2 separate regions of the Homo sapiens genome follow, and region 2 is linked to region 1. Evidence: read pairs that join two places in POLR2A ChIA-PET (ENCODE). Cell type or tissue: PC-9. All regions are shown on one strand. Region 1 holds the start of RASL12 (RAS like family 12). Region 2 overlaps MTFMT (mitochondrial methionyl-tRNA formyltransferase).

The links. Peaks named below come from ENCODE experiments on the same cell type or tissue, not always from the same donor. Only the 100,000 strongest peaks of a DNase experiment are listed, where the experiment ranks them.
Region 2: POLR2A ChIA-PET joins it to region 1 with 17 read pairs; 7 of 35 experiments call an interaction of 5 or more read pairs at or near these places.

Annotation. Positions count from the first base shown.
Region 1 is chr15:65,062,425-65,070,424 of GRCh38, forward strand. RASL12 (RAS like family 12) reads right to left here and starts at 5,567. Exons shown (of 5, transcript NM_016563.4): 1 at 5,309-5,567; 2 at 2,793-2,849. The coding sequence starts at 5,411. In PC-9, no CTCF peak of the experiment used is centred here; no DNase peak of the experiment used is centred here.
Region 2 is chr15:65,008,410-65,016,409 of GRCh38, forward strand. All of the region lies in intron 6 of MTFMT (mitochondrial methionyl-tRNA formyltransferase), which reads right to left. Among named protein-coding and RNA genes, the nearest start is that of MTFMT, 17 kb to the right of the region's middle. In PC-9, no CTCF peak of the experiment used is centred here; no DNase peak of the experiment used is centred here.

The DNA.
Region 1 (8,000 bases):
GAGGCTGCTCCTAGCGGAGAGCAACTGGAGCCATGCCTCGTCTTCCTTTGTGCCTGAGGGTCTCCATAATCTTAAGGCAAATCACTGAGCCCTCTCTTCCTCCATTTCTCCACCTATAAAATGAGGATCGTGATAGGAGCTCTTCTTTAAAGGGTAATCCTAAAACCAAAATTTACCACCCCCCCAGTTAAACCCTCATCTACACTGAAGCTAGTACTGTGCTACCTGCTGGAAATGGGAATGAATCTCCACCCTCAAGGCTCACCAAATGAGCTCAGGCTCTCAGAAGACCTAGGAAGGGCTTAGAGAGTTGTTTTACCAGCATTGCTGATGGCTAGCTCCCCAATGGAATGTGGAGACCTTTATCCACAGAAGGAAAGGTTCTCATCTGTCTCTGCTGCTGCTGGAACCAACAATGGGACAGTGGCCGGAATGTTTAGGCCCCTCCTAGCAGAACCTTCGAGGAGTGGCACTGGCCTCCCAGAGAGTCTGAGGGGAGAATGTCTGGTTGGCTCTCTGACTCGTGGGCTGTCAGTGTAGTGTGAGAGACCACAGACCAAGGGGACTGACCATTGTGGGGCTGCCCACTTCCCAGACAGTCTGCCCACGCATTCCACTACCAGGTCAGAACTCCAAAATTATTCAATCAGGAGGCTCAAACCACCACCCTAATAGGCTCATCCGGTGGCACCCTGTGACAGTATCGATTGGAAGGCAGGGAGGAAGACAGACTGGAGGTGAGATGCCAGGAAAAATACAAGATGCCCAGTTAAATCTGAATCTCAAAAAAAAAAAAGGAATAATTTTTGGTATAAGCATGACCCATGCAATATTTGAATTAGGCCGAATATGTCTTTTGAGTCCCTGCCCTTGGGAATTCCCCTTGTCCTTTCCCAGACACTGTGTCTGCTTGTGTGCCTTTCCTTCCTGTCCTCCCACCTCACCTCTGTCCTCAGTTTCTCCACCCCATCTCTATTCCATGCTCTGGCCTCTTCCAACACCTCGCCGGCCAGTGCACCATTGCATCCTGTGTCCTCCTCTCTCTGGAGCTGACCTCTGCTAATCAAAGGGCCTCCTCTGGGTGACCTTGGCCCAGAGTCTTCAGCTCCTTGGGCCTGTTTCCTCCACTGTAGCACTGAAGGGCTGTGCCAAGGCACCGGGGGTCAAGCAGAGCTTCGAGGAACAAATCTCTTAGGGACTGTCACCATGTCACCTGCCCTGCATCCCTGACTTACCCATGGGAACCCCTTTGCTCTCTCTGTTTGACACCCTGGGGTTCTGTTTAAAATCTGGAAGAAGGGATTCTGCTACCTAAGGAAAAGCTTTTTTAAACAAGGGGACTAAATAGCCCTGATGTCTCTGCCTGCTGCAACACTGGTGCTGGACTCCAGCCTGAACTAAGGGGCTGGGCACCACTAGGGTAAGGAGCTCTCCCCTCCAGGTGCGGCAGGAGCGCTGGATCAGGGGCCTGCTGCAGGGAGCGCAGGGGGTTTCCACTGTGTCACAAAGCCTTGGGCTTCTTTGGAGGGCTCTCAGGGGTCCCATGAATGCTTTAATTGATTTTTATGAATGGGGAAAATAATCCAAGACTGCAACACCCATTTTCTAAAGGCTAAGATCATCCAGACACCTTATGGCTCTCAGTGAACAGTTTACAATAGACAAATGTTATACATGTGAGCTTTAAGCAACATTTATACTAATAAAATCCTGCTTTGATTTGTTTTAGAAGGGAATCTAAGCTATTGTGTATGGGAATCCATTTGAGGAGGAAGGAAAAGCAAAAATGCATTGAGTGCCTACTGTGGGTCAAGTACTAGGCTGGATCTTTTACATGTGCTATTTCTTTAATCCTCACAGCAATTCTCTAACTATTTTTTAATGCCCATTTTACAGATGAGGAAACAGTAGCTCAGAGAGGTTAGCTGACTGGCTCAAGGTTGCCAATAAGGAGCAGAGCCAGGTAGGATTCAAACCCAGCTCTGACTGACACCGAAACGTTCCTTTTTCCAATATACCATGATGCAGCGATGAAAACAACAGTTGTTTTCTCATACGGTTAAAAAACTGGTTCAGAAGCCAGCACCACTAGAGAATTTCTCGAATGTCCTGCCCAGGTTTTCTGGAAGAGAACACTGAGTGACCATCTTGAAGAATAATACCTATTTGTTTTTGAGTTTTTTTTTTTTTTAGACAGAGTTTCCCTCTGTCGCCCAGGCTGGAGTGCAGTGGCACGACCTTGGCTCACTGCAATCTCCGCCTCCCGGGTTCAAGCAGTTCTCCTGCCTCAGCCTCCCTAGAAGCTGGGATTACAGGCACACACCACTATGCCCAGCTAATTTTTGTATTTTTAGAGACGGAGTTTCACCATGTTGGCCAGGCTGGTCATTAACTCCTGACCTCAGGTGATCCACCCACCTCAGCCTCCCAAAGTGCTGAGATTACAGGCATTAGCCACCGCACCCGGCCCAAGAATAATACCTGTTTGGATGTGGATGTCTTGCTATGTTTATTTTTATTTTTTAAAGTTTTTTCACACCTCATATTTTAGGGTAAATCAGCCTCTCTTAGTTCTGTGAATTAGGCCAACCCCCCAGTTGTCTGGGGTGGGCTGTGGAAGGGGTATTTCTGACACTTAAAACATTTTCCCCCATGGGCTGGGTCATCCTGGCGGCTTCTCCCTTCTGTCCCCAGACATGCAGTCCTGGTCAGTGCCCACCCACGGGGTGGGTCCCAGGAGAGCACTCCAGATGGGGCACAGGCAGCAGAAGGTACGGGGAGTAGTTTCTTACCCAAGTTGGGGTCATATTCACTGATAAACCTCTTGGTCAGAAACTTCACGGTCAGGGCTGCAAGAAGCAGAAAGAGGTTGGCTCCATCTCCGCGGCCATGTCTAGCTGCTGGCCCCTCGTTTAAGGGAGGCCTTATCTAACCTCTGTGATCCCCGGCTGACACCAAGCTCAGCTCTCCCAGAGAATGAAGCTAGGGAACTGAGGAATTGGTTTGAAAGGCTCAGAAGGAAACCAGAACTACGGGGAGCCAAGTGCCTCTAATTGCACCGTGGGAATTTTTTTTAATGGCAAGGAAAGCAATGAGTGGCAAGCCTAAGGGGTGTTTGGAAGGTATGAACTCAGGGGTCAGGACCCATGCAACCATTACCCTAGAGTCAGCCTGGTGAAACCTCAACTGAAGGGAGGTGTCGCCCACCCCGGACAAGTCACAGAGATTCTGAAGTGTGGGGCTATTTACTCCAGGCTTTAGCTACAAGCCAAAAACACAGGAAGAGCAGAGTTGATTGCAGTGGTTGATCTTTGGGAAGGGTATAAATCCCCAAGTGCCTGGGCTTTCCAGGTAAGGTCCAGGTGAGGTCTGTGTCCCGAAGAAACACACTCTGGTCCTGGTCTCCCACATCGCAAGTCTTGGCTTTCTCTGGGGCCTCTACACTCATCATGGATATCTCAGCAGAATGTAAAACTCAAGAATTAAGCTCTCTTTGGTTCAGAGTGTAGCCATATAAAGCAAAGACCAGCCAACTACTATACTGGACCCTCAAAAAGTAATGTTCGCTACTGCTTGTTTGGAAAGAAAGAAAAGAAAAGAGAAGAGAAGAGAAGAGTAGAGAAGAGAAGAGAAGAGAAGAGTAGAGAAGAGAGAGAATAAAAGAAAGAGAAGGAAAGAGAAAGAAAGAAGAAAGAGAGAGAAAGAAGAAAGAAAAAAAAGAAAGAAGAAGAGAGGGATGAAGGGAAGGAGGGAGGGAGGGAAAAGAGAAAGAGAAAAAGGAAGGAAGAAAAGAGAAAGAAACAAAGACAGAAAGATAGAAAGAAAGAAAGAAAAAGAAAAAAGAAAGAAAGAAAAGTAATGGGATGCCTGTAATTCCAGTGCTTTGGGATTGAGACCAGCCTGGGCAATGCAGTGACACTGTTATCTCTAAAAAAATTGAAAAATTAACCAGGCATGGTGGTATGCCTGTAGTCCTAGCTACTCAGGAGGCTGAGAGGGAAGATCACTTGAGCTCAGGAGTTTGAGGCTATAGTGAGTCATGATCGCGCCATTGTACTCCAGCCTGAGTGACAGAGACACTGTCTTAAAAAAAAAAAAGTGACATTGTGAATAAAATCCTTAAAATTCTTTCCTAGGATTCCTAACGGTGTCAGTTTGCAAACTAATACCCAGGGAATACATATTTTAAAATTTAAATTCTTTCTTTTATGTAGTCACTGGCTAAACGGTACCGGTTACAGAGCTACGGATAACAATCTGATTTTCAAAGGGCAAATCTTTCAAAGGAAGAGGGTAATCCCTTCTGTAGGAAAACCAGATTCAGAGTCCCCTCTCTGGGGGTGGGGCTGGCTTCAAAATCAGAGAGTAGGCCCCCAGTGAGTCTTACAGAACACTCTGGGGAGGAAACCCACAGCCAGCTGAGCTTGGGTTGGCCATCACTAACGGCTAAAACTGGAAAAACAGCCAGTGGAGGACCCCTTCTGCCCTCCCTCCTTCAGCCAGCCAGGAGTGGCATAGTTCAGTGTTGACACAAATTATCTCAATGGAAGCCCAAGATCTTGGCTCATCAAGGACAATCCCATGCACCTGGAACCATAACCCAATGTGTTTCCAGAAAGTTGAGAGGGGTCTGGCTTGAAACGAACACATTTGATAAGAATGCACAACTTGTCCCAGAATCCCAGGGAATGGGGGTGGGAGTGGGGGAGTGGACCTTCCCTGAGAAATCTCAACAGCTAGTGACTTCACCAGCTCCCTTCTACGGGGAGGGGGTGTGGAGGGGGAGGGGTTGGACGGGAAGTCTTCCCCCAAGCCTAATCAGGGAGTAGCAAGGCTGCGACTAAGCTCAAAGAGGCGCCTTGGGTAGGGGGATCAGTGCCCAACAGGTCCCTTTGAAGCCAGTCGCCAGGACTGACTGCTGGCCCCAGGGTAGGTCATAGGGGTGGGGGTTGGAAGGTTGGTGGCAGGGGAGACCGACCAGTAAAGGACTCCGAGACACACAAGAGAGAGGGGAGAGACAGCAGGGGTCACTGATACGGAGGACAGAGACAGTGGGAAGACACAAAGGGAAGAGGCAGGCAGGGAACAGAAGACAGAGATGGTGGAGCTGAGCACAAAGCCGAGAGAAGAGAAAGCCCGGCAACAGGGAAACTGAGGCAAAGAAAATCACGGTGTCTTGTGCGACCCTCCTGGGTGAAGGAAGCTCCCCAAGCCAGTGGAAGAACCTGCCCCCAAGAGCACAGCCCACTGTCCCCCCACCCACGCCCAGCTCCGCACTTGGCGGCTCAGGCTCCCCGGCGCCACTCACCAGACTTGCCAGCCCCGCGGCGCCCCAGGATGGCCAGGTTGACCTCGAGGGGCGCGCTCTGAGGCCCGCTGCCCGCGCGGGGTTTTCCAAACACCGAGGACATGGCGACGCCCTGGACGGCCACGCAGGTCTGCGGCCGGTGGGCCCCGCGCAGTGCGCCCGCCCGTCGGGGCCCAGGGGAGCGGGATGCAGGCTTCCCTGGAGCGCGCGGCCCCGGACCCGTCGGCGTCCGCGCCCTCGGCCCCGCGTCCAGCGGGCTGCCACCCCGCGGGGAGGAGGGGCCGGTGGAGCCTGGCGGGCGGGGCCACCCCAAGCGCCACCAAATTCCTTGTAAGGGCTGCGGAGCCCCCCGCGGGGCGCGCTCAGCCGGCTCCTGGAGCAGGGAGGGAGCTCCTGCCGGCCGCGCCCCCACCGCCGGGCTGGGCCTCGAGGACCCTGCCGTCACCCTCCCGAGCGCCCCCAAACCCGGCCGGGAAGGAGCAGAGAAGGAGCCCCAGGGCTAGGGGGAGAGAGGGGAAGGATGTTTGCACTCTTCCCTGAACCTCCCACTCAATCTCTTTTCACCAGCAAGAAAATCCACCCCTCCCTTTGTTCTACCAAGCCAGCCCCGCCTCCTCCTCCAGGAAGCTTCCTGGGTTCAATTCCAAGCCTTGCCCTTTCTTTAGCTCAGCCTTGGCACTCTATATCCCCAATCACATTATTCTGCCCTTTGCTGTGGAGACTCTAGAGGCCTCACTGCAGAACCCATTCGGAACCCAGGCTTCTGGGAGAGGGGGCGGGGCGGAGAGAACCCCTCACTAAGATTTCAGGGCCAATATGGGTTCAGCTTCAAGAAACCTAATCCATTCTGAATTACTGTCTCTCCCTAATGGGAGCTAATGAGTTGCATGTGTTTGTGGCCTGTTGTGTAAATGGGGTGTTTGTTCTAAAACCTGGCACTGCCTCTTGCCTACAGCAATTCTGGGATTGGTGGTGAGCCTGGCAGGGGTCCCCTGGTCATTCCCCTTGGGACTCAGGGTAAATCTGGTCATACCAAAGACAGGGCAAAGGGCCCACACCACGAACCTGGACACTTAGGATCTAGTGCTAGCTCCTGCCCTAGAGTAATCTTGGGCAAGTCACCTTGCTTCTTTGGGCTTCGGTGTCCCCATATATAAATACTGAAGGAAGGGGAAAATGAAGCAAAATAGAGAGTGACAGAATCAGCCCTGGGCTCCAGGCCTGCGTACATTCTAGAACCCTGTGAGGCATCTCTTCTGGAGTACGCTCCAGGTTAGAGCAGGGAAAGGCATGGGAGCCTCAGAGACCTCTCACGGCAGCCCTTCTCCTTCCCCTTCCCGCAGATGGTTAACTCATCTACCCACCCACCCACAGAGGAACCATGGAAAACCAGGTGTGCAGGCAGGGCCCAGGGTCAGAGCTGGATGGTAATAACGACTCTTCAAAGAAGAACAATTATTTTCCTGGCCAGGACATGAATATTGACTCAGCCTAGTTGTGTTTTGGGGAAATCATGGTAAACCAGCTGTGTTATTAAGGTAGTGGGTGGAATTTGTTTAGATTACACTCTCAGGCCAGAATTAGTCACACAGCTAATGGCCAAGGGTTTTCCTTTGAGTTGTAGGAGTTGAGAAAGTGGGAGCCAAGTTCCAGTCACATCCCTGGGCTGGCCCCATTCTGTGAAGACAGACTGGTTCCAGATGGGGCCTTTGGGGATAGAACCAATCTCAATGGACAACTGCTGGAGGCAGGGCTAACTGTGGGCCTGCACGGGCCCAACTGCATGTAAACTTAAGCTCTGCTACTTCTCAGCTTGTGTGATGCTGGGATGTTACTTGACCTCTATGTGGTCTGTTTCCTCATCTTTAAAACTTGACCAACCAGGAGATGGGAGCTGCAAGATTCTAGCTCAGTCTGAGGGTGAACTCTGTAACCATCTGACTGTCCATAGTTAGAAGGGACTGTCTTTGGTGGAACTCAACCCCTCTCCCCTGACACTGGCAGCAACCAAGGGAGTGACCACGTCAAGGAAGTGTTAGAGAAGAGACGCCTTCATGACTCGAATGTTGCAGTAAGATGACCCTTAATTCTCTTCCAGTTCAGAGATTATTTGAGCTGGTGGCCACCTGGTTACTGGGGCCCTCAACTGTGACAGCTCATTGCTCAAAGTCTGCCCCTTCTCTGAGGCTTGGGAGGAAAACAGTGCCCACCTCATGGCTGCGACCTATCCTTTTCTCCATCCCCAGTTTCCTCACCCAGGGGCTGCTACTGTCAGACCCTGGAATAAACTACTTTGCCCTTCTGGGTCTCTGTTCCTCATCTTCAAAATAGGGACAAACCTGGGCAACATGGTGAAACCCTGTCTCTACAGACGCATATAAAAAAATTAGCTGGGTATGTTGGCATGCAACTATAGTCCCAGCTACATGGGAGGCCAAGGTGGGAAGATAGCTTCAGCCCAGGAGATGGAGGCTGCAATAAGCTGTATTTGTGCCACTGCACTCCTGCCTGGGTGACAGAGTGAGACCTTGTCTCAAAATAAAATAAAACAGGGACAATATCAATAAGTATATTAGATAACATGTGTCCTATCCAGAGCTTGGCCCATGGCCCAAGGAAGTGGAGGTTAGTTCTGTCTACTCCTCTGGATATAAATAGCACACATTTCTCATCCACCTACAAAGAAGTCATA
Region 2 (8,000 bases), 54 kb before region 1:
CCAGGAAATAAGTTCTCTAAAATTTCTGAATTGAATGCATTTATTTCCAGACTGTAGTTCAATCCTCTATTTCATACATGAAGAGAGTGAGGCTCAGAGAAATGCAGCTATTTTCCCAAGGTTGGACCCAGCTAGTTAGTAGCAAAGCCAGGACTGGCTTCTGTTTTCTGATTCTCAGTGCAGTGCTCTTTTTATGACACCCCTTAAAGAGGGTATTTAACTTTCAGAAGAGTTAGGTTGTTGTAATAATTTGAACATTAAATCAAATAAGTAAATGAATTTGAAGAACAAGTTCATAACTGTATCTATGTCATAGCCTCTTCTATAACTTGCTAGCTCACTTTTCTTTTGCCCGCTTCAATAAAAGTTCTGAAACGATTTTCATATGTGCAATTTTTTTCTTTTAAATAACTCAAAATATTTTTGAAACATGCTTACTGACTAAAAAAGATTTCTATTTACTGAGAGTAATAAACATGCTAGGTACATACTCAGAATATAGTCTTGTTCTTCGGGAGGTAAAGCTCACCTTATCATCAGAGCATTGTAGAAAGGAAAGGGATGGTAAGAATATAATCATTTTGGTGTCTGCCATCATTACTGCCAAAATAGTATGTTTGCATGAATTTACATTCACCTAGTTCATTTCCTTTGATCTTGCCAGTTGTGTACATGGTCATTAATCCCACTTTAGAGGTAAAAAAAGCAGAAGCTCAAAGACAAGGGCCTTCCTCTCATTAGTAAAGGGCAACTCTAGGAACCAAACCCCACCTTCTGGCTCAGTCTTTTATAGCACAAAGCTTTTCTCCATGTACAGGGAAGATAAACCGCAGAGGGTAAGAATCATCATGTAGTAAGTTATAGGTGCCAAGAGATTTCAAGCTACTGGCCTAAATTGCATCTCAGGAAGTTGTCTACTTGATATCTCCATATGAACGTCTTCTAACTTAATATATGTCAAACTTAACATGGCCAAAACTATTGATTTCTCTTCCCAAATGTTCCTCCCCAGACATCCTCATCTCAATTAAATGGTTCCACTATTCACCCAGTTTCTCAAGCCAAAAATCTATGAATGATCCTAATTTATCTATCTCTAATTTCCCAGATTCCATCAGCAAATTCCGCTGACTCTATCTCCAAGCATAGTCTGGATGTCCACTTCTTTTTATCCACCATTATCATTGTTCCAAACTGCCATCATCTGTCATCTGGCTACAGTCGCAGCAGCTTCTTTTTATTTTTTTAATTTTTTTTTTTAAAGACCGGATCTTGCTCTGTCATCCAGGCTGGAAGTGCAGTGGTGGAATCACAGCTCACTGCAGCCTCAACCTCCCAGGGTCAAGTGATCCTCCTACCTCAGCCTCCCGAGTAGCTGGGACTACAGGTGCATCCCACAATACCTAGCTAATTTTTGTATATTTTGTAGAGACAGGGTTTCACCATGTTGCCCAGACTGGTCTGGAACTCCAGGGCTCAAGCGATTCACTCTTCTTGGCCTCCCAAAGTGCTGGTATTACAGGTGTGAGCCACCACACCCAACCAATTCCCTAACTGACCTCCACTCCACTCTCTAGCAGCAGCCAGGGCAACCTTTTAAGAATGTACATACCTAATCCCATTACTCCCCTGCCGTGGCCCTCTGATGTCAATCCTACTCAATCTTGCTTCTCCCCTCACCTTAGCTACTCTCCATCTTGCCAGCTATGCTCCAGCCACACCAGCCTCATTTCTGTCCCTCAAACATGTCCAACTCTTTTCCATCTTGGGTTGTTTTTTTGTTTTGTTTTGTTTTTTGACAGCTTTATTGAGATGTAATTCACATACCAGAAAATTCACCCTTTTGAAGCTTCCAAGTCAGTGGTTTTTAGTAGACTCAGGGTCATTCAACCAATGTCACTCGTTTTTTTCTTGCCTAATTTTTAGAACATTTTCATTACCTCTCTCTCCCAGAAAAAACGCCATCCATTATCAGAAAATTCCCATTATCCTCTCTCCTCCAGCCTATGGATTTGCCTATTTTGGACATTTCATATAAATGGAATAATAACATATGTAGTCTGTTGTGACAGGGTTTTTTCACTTAGCATATTTTTCAGGTTCATCCATGTCATAAGCATGTGATTATGGTTATGGCTGAGTATTAATAATATTCCACCGTATGGCTATATACCACATTTTTTTAACGCATCCCTCAGTTGGATATTTGGGTTGTTTTCACTTTTTGGCCATTCTGAATAATGCTGCTATGAAGATTCGGGTACACATTTTTGTGTGAGCACAATGTTTCCAATTCTCTTGAGTATAAACCTAGGAAAGGAAATGCTGGGTCATAAGATACTTCTGTGTTTCACTTTTTGAGGAACTGCCAAACTGTTTTCCACACAGGTTGCACCATTTTTAAGAGGTAAACATGGTACCATGAATGTATGAAGTTTCCAAATTTCTCCACATCCTTGCCAACACTAGTTTTTGTCTGTTTTTTGAATTATAGCCATCCTAATGGGTGTGAAGTGGTATCTCATTGTGGTTCTGATTTGCATATCCCTAAAGACAGATGAAGTTGCTGATCTTTTATATGCTTACTGGCCATTCATATTATGTATCTGCTTGAAACAAATGTCTACTCAGGGCCAGGGCAGTGGCTCATGCCTGTAATCCCAGCACTTAGGGAGGCTGAGGCAGGTGGATCACCTGAGGATAGGAGTTCGAGACCAGCCAGGTCAACATGGTGAAACCCCGTCTCTACTAAAAGTACAAAAATTAGCCGGGCGTGGTGGCGCTTGCCTATAATCCCAGCTACTAGGGAGGCTGAGGCAGGAGAATCGCTTGAATCCAGGAGGCAGAGGTTGCAATGAGCCAAGGTCGCACCATTGCACTCCAGCCTGGGCAACAAGAGCAAGACTCCATCTCAAAAACAAACAAAAAAGAAATGTTTACTCAGAATTTTTGGCCATTTTTAATTGGGTTATTTGTCGTTTTACTGCTGAGTCATTGTAAGAATTCTTTACTCTGGATATTAGGCCCTTATCAGTTATATGATTTGCAAATATTCCCTCCCATTCTGTAAGCTGTCTTTTTTTTTTTTTTTTTTTTTTTTTTTTGAGACAGGGTCTCACTTTGTCACCCAGGATGAAACACAGTAGTGCAATCACAGCTCACTGCAGCCTCGACCTCCCTGGCTCAAGTGCATCCTCCCATTCCAGCCTCCCAAGTAGCTAGGACCACAGGTGTGCACCATGATGCCCAGCTAATTTTTTACTTTTTGTAATGATGGGGACTCACTACATTGCCCAGTCTGGTCTCAAATTCTTGGGTTCAAGCAGTCCTCCTGTCTCAGCCTCCCAAAGTGCTGGGATTATAGGCATGAGCCACCATGCCTGGCCTACCTGTCTTTTTTACTTTGTTGATAGTGTCCTTTGAAGCACAACTATTTTTAATTTTGATGAAGTCCAATTTCTCTATTTTTAGTCTGATTGCTTATGCTTCATGGCATCATAGCTAAGAAACCACTGCCTAATTCAATGTCATGAATATTTACACCTATATTTTCTTCTAAGAGTTTTCTAGTTTTAGCTATTCATTTAGCTTCTTTAACTTTTACATATGATGTGACATAGGGTCCAAATTCATTCTTTTGATTGTGGACATCCAGTTATCCCAGCTCCATTTATTGAGAATACTATTCTTTCTCCATTGGATTGTCTTGGCACTCTTGTCAAAAAAAAAAAAAAAAAAAAAAAAAAAAAAGGTGGGTGGGAGGGGAGAGGGATAGCATTAGGAGATATACCTCATGTAAATGATGAGTTAATGGGTACAGCACACCAACATGGCACATGTATACATATGTAACAAACCTGCACATTGTGCACATGTACCCTAGAACTTAAAGTATAATAATAATAATAATAATAAAAAGAACTATCTTTTGGGAACTACCTTTAGAAAAAAAAATCAATTGACCATAAATGTATGGGTTTATTTCTAGACTTTTAAAAAAATTTGAGACAGAGTCTCACTCTGTCACCCAGGCTGGAGTGCAGTGGTGTGATCTCAGGTCACTGCAACCTCCACCTCCCAGGTTCAAGTGATTCTCGTGCCTTAGCCTCCTGAGTAGCTGGGACTACAAGCGTGCACCACCATATCTGGCTAATTTTTGTAAATATTTTTAGTAGAGATGAGGTTTCACCATGTTGGCCAGGCTGGTCTCAAACTCCTGACCTCAAGTGATCCACCTGCCTCAGCCTCCCAAAGTGCTGGGACTACAGGCATAAGCCATCATGCCTGGCTTATTTCTAGACCCTTAATTCGATTCTAATGAGCTATAGCCAGTACCACACTATCTTGGTTACTGTAGTTTTACAGCAAGTTTTGAAACTGAAAACTATGAGTCCTCCAATTTTGTTAGTTTTGGCTATTCTGGGCCCCTTGCAATTCTGTATACATTTTAGGAGCAGCTTGTCAATTTGTACAAAGAAGCCAATTGGGATTTTTTTTTTAGGAATTGTGTTGAATCTGTACATCAACTTGGGGAGTAGAGACATCTTAACAATACTAAGTTTATCCAATCAATGAATACTGGGGTCTTTCCATTTACTTGGGTCTTCTTTACTGTTTATTAGCTCTAATAGTTTTTTTTGGAACTTCTTCATGATTTTCTATATGCTAGATCATATCATCCACAAATAGAGACAGCTTTACTTCTTCCTTTCCAAACTTTTGTTTGGTTGCCTTTTGTTTCTTTTTTCTTGTCTAACTGCCCCAACAGAACAAAGTTGAATAGAAGACATTTAACTTTGAGAGCGCAGACATCTTTATCTTCTTTGTGATCTTAAGGGAAAGGCTTTGTCTTTCTTTTATTTTCTTTCTTTCTTCTTCTTTTTTTTTTAAGAGACAAAGTCTGGCTATATTGTCCAGGCTGGTCTCGAACTCCTGGCCTCAAGCAATCCTCCCGCTCAGCCTCCAAAATACCTGGGACTACAAGTGTCCACCACTGCACTTGGCTTCTTTCATTAAGTATGATGTTAGTTACAGGGTCTTCATAGATGTCCTTTATCAAGTTGAGGAAATGCTCTTCTATTTCTAGTTTATTGAGGTTTTTTTACATGTGTTGGATTTTGTCAAATGCTTTTTCTGCATCTATTGAGACAGTGATGTAGCTTTTGTCCTTTATTCTACTAATATGATATGTTACATTGACTGATTTTCATATGTTGAACCAACCTTGCATTCCTGGGATAAATCCCACTTGGGGCAGGGTGTGATGGCTCACACCTGTAATGCCAGCATGTTGGGAGGCTGAGGTGGGCGGATCACTCAAGTTCAGGAGTTTGAGATCAGCCTGGCCAACATGGTGAAACCCCATCTCTACTAAAAATACAAAAAAATGAGCTGAGCATGGTGCTGCATGCCTGTAATCCCAGCTACTCAGGAGGCTGAGGTAGAATTGCTAGAGCCCAGAAGGCGGAGGTTGCAGTGAGCTGAAACTGCACAGTTGCGCTCCAGCCTAGGCGACAGGGCGAGACACCATCTCAAAAAAAAAAAACAAAAAACAAAAAACAAAACCCAAAAAACAATCCCACTTAGTCATCATGTATAATCCTTTTTTATATGTTGCTGGATTCAGTTTGCTAACTCTGTGGAGGACTTGTGCATCTATATTCAGGGATATCAGTCTGGAGTTTCCTTTTCTTGTGATTCTTTGGGTTAGCCCACCTTGGGTTTTGTACTAGCTGTTCCTCTGCCTGGAATGCTCTTCTCTGTTCTAGGCATGGCTGGCTCCTTATTGTCTTTCAGATTTCAGCTTAAGTGTCAGAAAGAGGCTTTCCCCATCACCGATCTAAAATAACCTCCAGTTATTCTATCACATGATCCTATTTTTATTTTCATCAAGGAATTTATCACACTATTTGATTTTTTTTTTTTTTTTTTTGAGATGGAGTTTCGCTCTTGTTGCCCAGGCTGGTGTGCAATGTGCAATCTCGGCTCATCATAACCTCCACCTCCTGGGTTCAAGCAATTCTCCTGCCTCAGCCTCCCAAGTAGCTAGGATTACAGGCATGCGCCACTAGGTCTGGCTAATTTTTTTGTATTTTTAGTAGAGACGGGGTTTCTCCATGTTGGTCAGGCTGGTCTCGAACTCCTGACCTCAGGTGATCCGCCCGCCTCGGCCTCCCAAAGTGCTGAGATAACAGGCGTGAGCCACCATGCCCGGTCTTTTTTTTTTTTTTTCTTTTGAGACAGAGTCTTGCTCTGTCGCCCAGGCTGGAGTGCAGTGGTGTGATCTTGGCTCACTGCAACCTCTGTCTCCTAGGTTCAAGCAATTTTCTTGCCTCAGCCTTTCTAGTAGCTGGGATTACAGGCGCATGCCACCACGCCCAGCTAATTTTTTTGTGTGTTTTTAGTAGAGACAGGGTTTCACTATGTTGGCCAGGCTGGTCTCAAACTCCTGACCTCAGGTGATGCATCTGCCTCAGCCTCCCAAAGTGCTGGGATTACACGTGTGAGCCACCATGCCTGGCCTGATTTTTTTTTTTTTTTTTTGCTTACTTGTTGTCTGTCCTCCCACAACACCTGTTTCTATAGTACCTAGTACACTGCTTGACACATAATAGGCCTTCAATAAATATTTTGTTTAATGAATGAATGAATAATAGCAGCTATCATTTAATGAGTACCTATTCTGTGCCAGATACTGTACAAGATGCTGTAAATATATTATACCAGCCCTGATATTCCAAGGAACAAACTAAAGCTCGGAGGTTAAATAACTTTCCTGAGTCTACGACGTTAGGAAGTAGCAGAGTCAAGATGGAACCCAGCACTGTCTGGCCCTATGGTCCTTGTTTCCTGATGCCATTCTGTGGCAGCAGGAAAATAATAGGATTTGAAGTAAGATAGATCTCGTTCAAAACCTGACTCTGACTTTCATTAACTAGCAACACGACATCGAGTAACACTTAATAACAATTCATTATCTACTTTAAGCCTCAATTTCTTCAACTTTAAAGTGGGATGATAATAACTATAACATGAGTCTGTGATCCTCCTTACTGAAGAATTTAGCATGCTATAGATATCCAATGGTGGTTCCCCATTTTACCCAACATTAATAACAGAGATGGTCCATTAAAAACCACACACTTGGCCAGGCACAGTGGCTCGTGCCTGTAATCCCAGCACTTTGGGAGGCTGAGAAGAGCGGATCACTTGAGCTCAGCAGTTCAAGACCAGCCTGGGCAACATGGCAAAACCTCGTCTCTACAAAAAAATACAAAAATTAGCCAGGTGTGGTGGTGTGTGCCTGTGGTTGCAGCTACTCAGGGGCTGTCACAGGAGGCTCACTTGAGCCTGGGAGGCAGAGGTTGCAGTGAGCCAAGGTTTCTCCACTGTACTCCAGGCCTGGGTGACAGAGCTAGACCCCGTCTCAAAAAATAAAACAACACACACACACAAACACACATACGGTAAGCTCAGTGTTCAAATAACACAAGTAGCTATTGAAATGAAAGGAAAAAACCCCACAAATTTATCAATGAACTGAGAATTTAACTCAGACATTTTAACAAACTGTTATATTACTACACTTGGTGTACCATATGTAGAAATCAATGATTTAACAATTTGATTGTAAAAAATTGGCTAAAGGCAGAAAGACATACTGGAAGAAGCACAGGATTAGGAGTGAGAAGATTTAAGTTCATTATTTAGTGACTGGACATTCCTGTTAGTCATCTCATTTCTTTCCCCTCACCTATGAAGTAGGATAGTAAAACTTGGTTATGTGAAACTGCAATATACATATATTTAAAAGTGCTTTGTGAATTCTAAGGTCTCTATAAACACTTTAAACAGCTTAAAGAATTTTTAAGAATAAATTTCAGGTTTTCTAGGTTTTGTTCCTAAGATCAACCTTTTATTTGGGATATTTTTATTTGGGATTATTCCTAAATAAAAATATTTAGAAAGCAAATTACACACATAGAAAACCAACTAGGTAG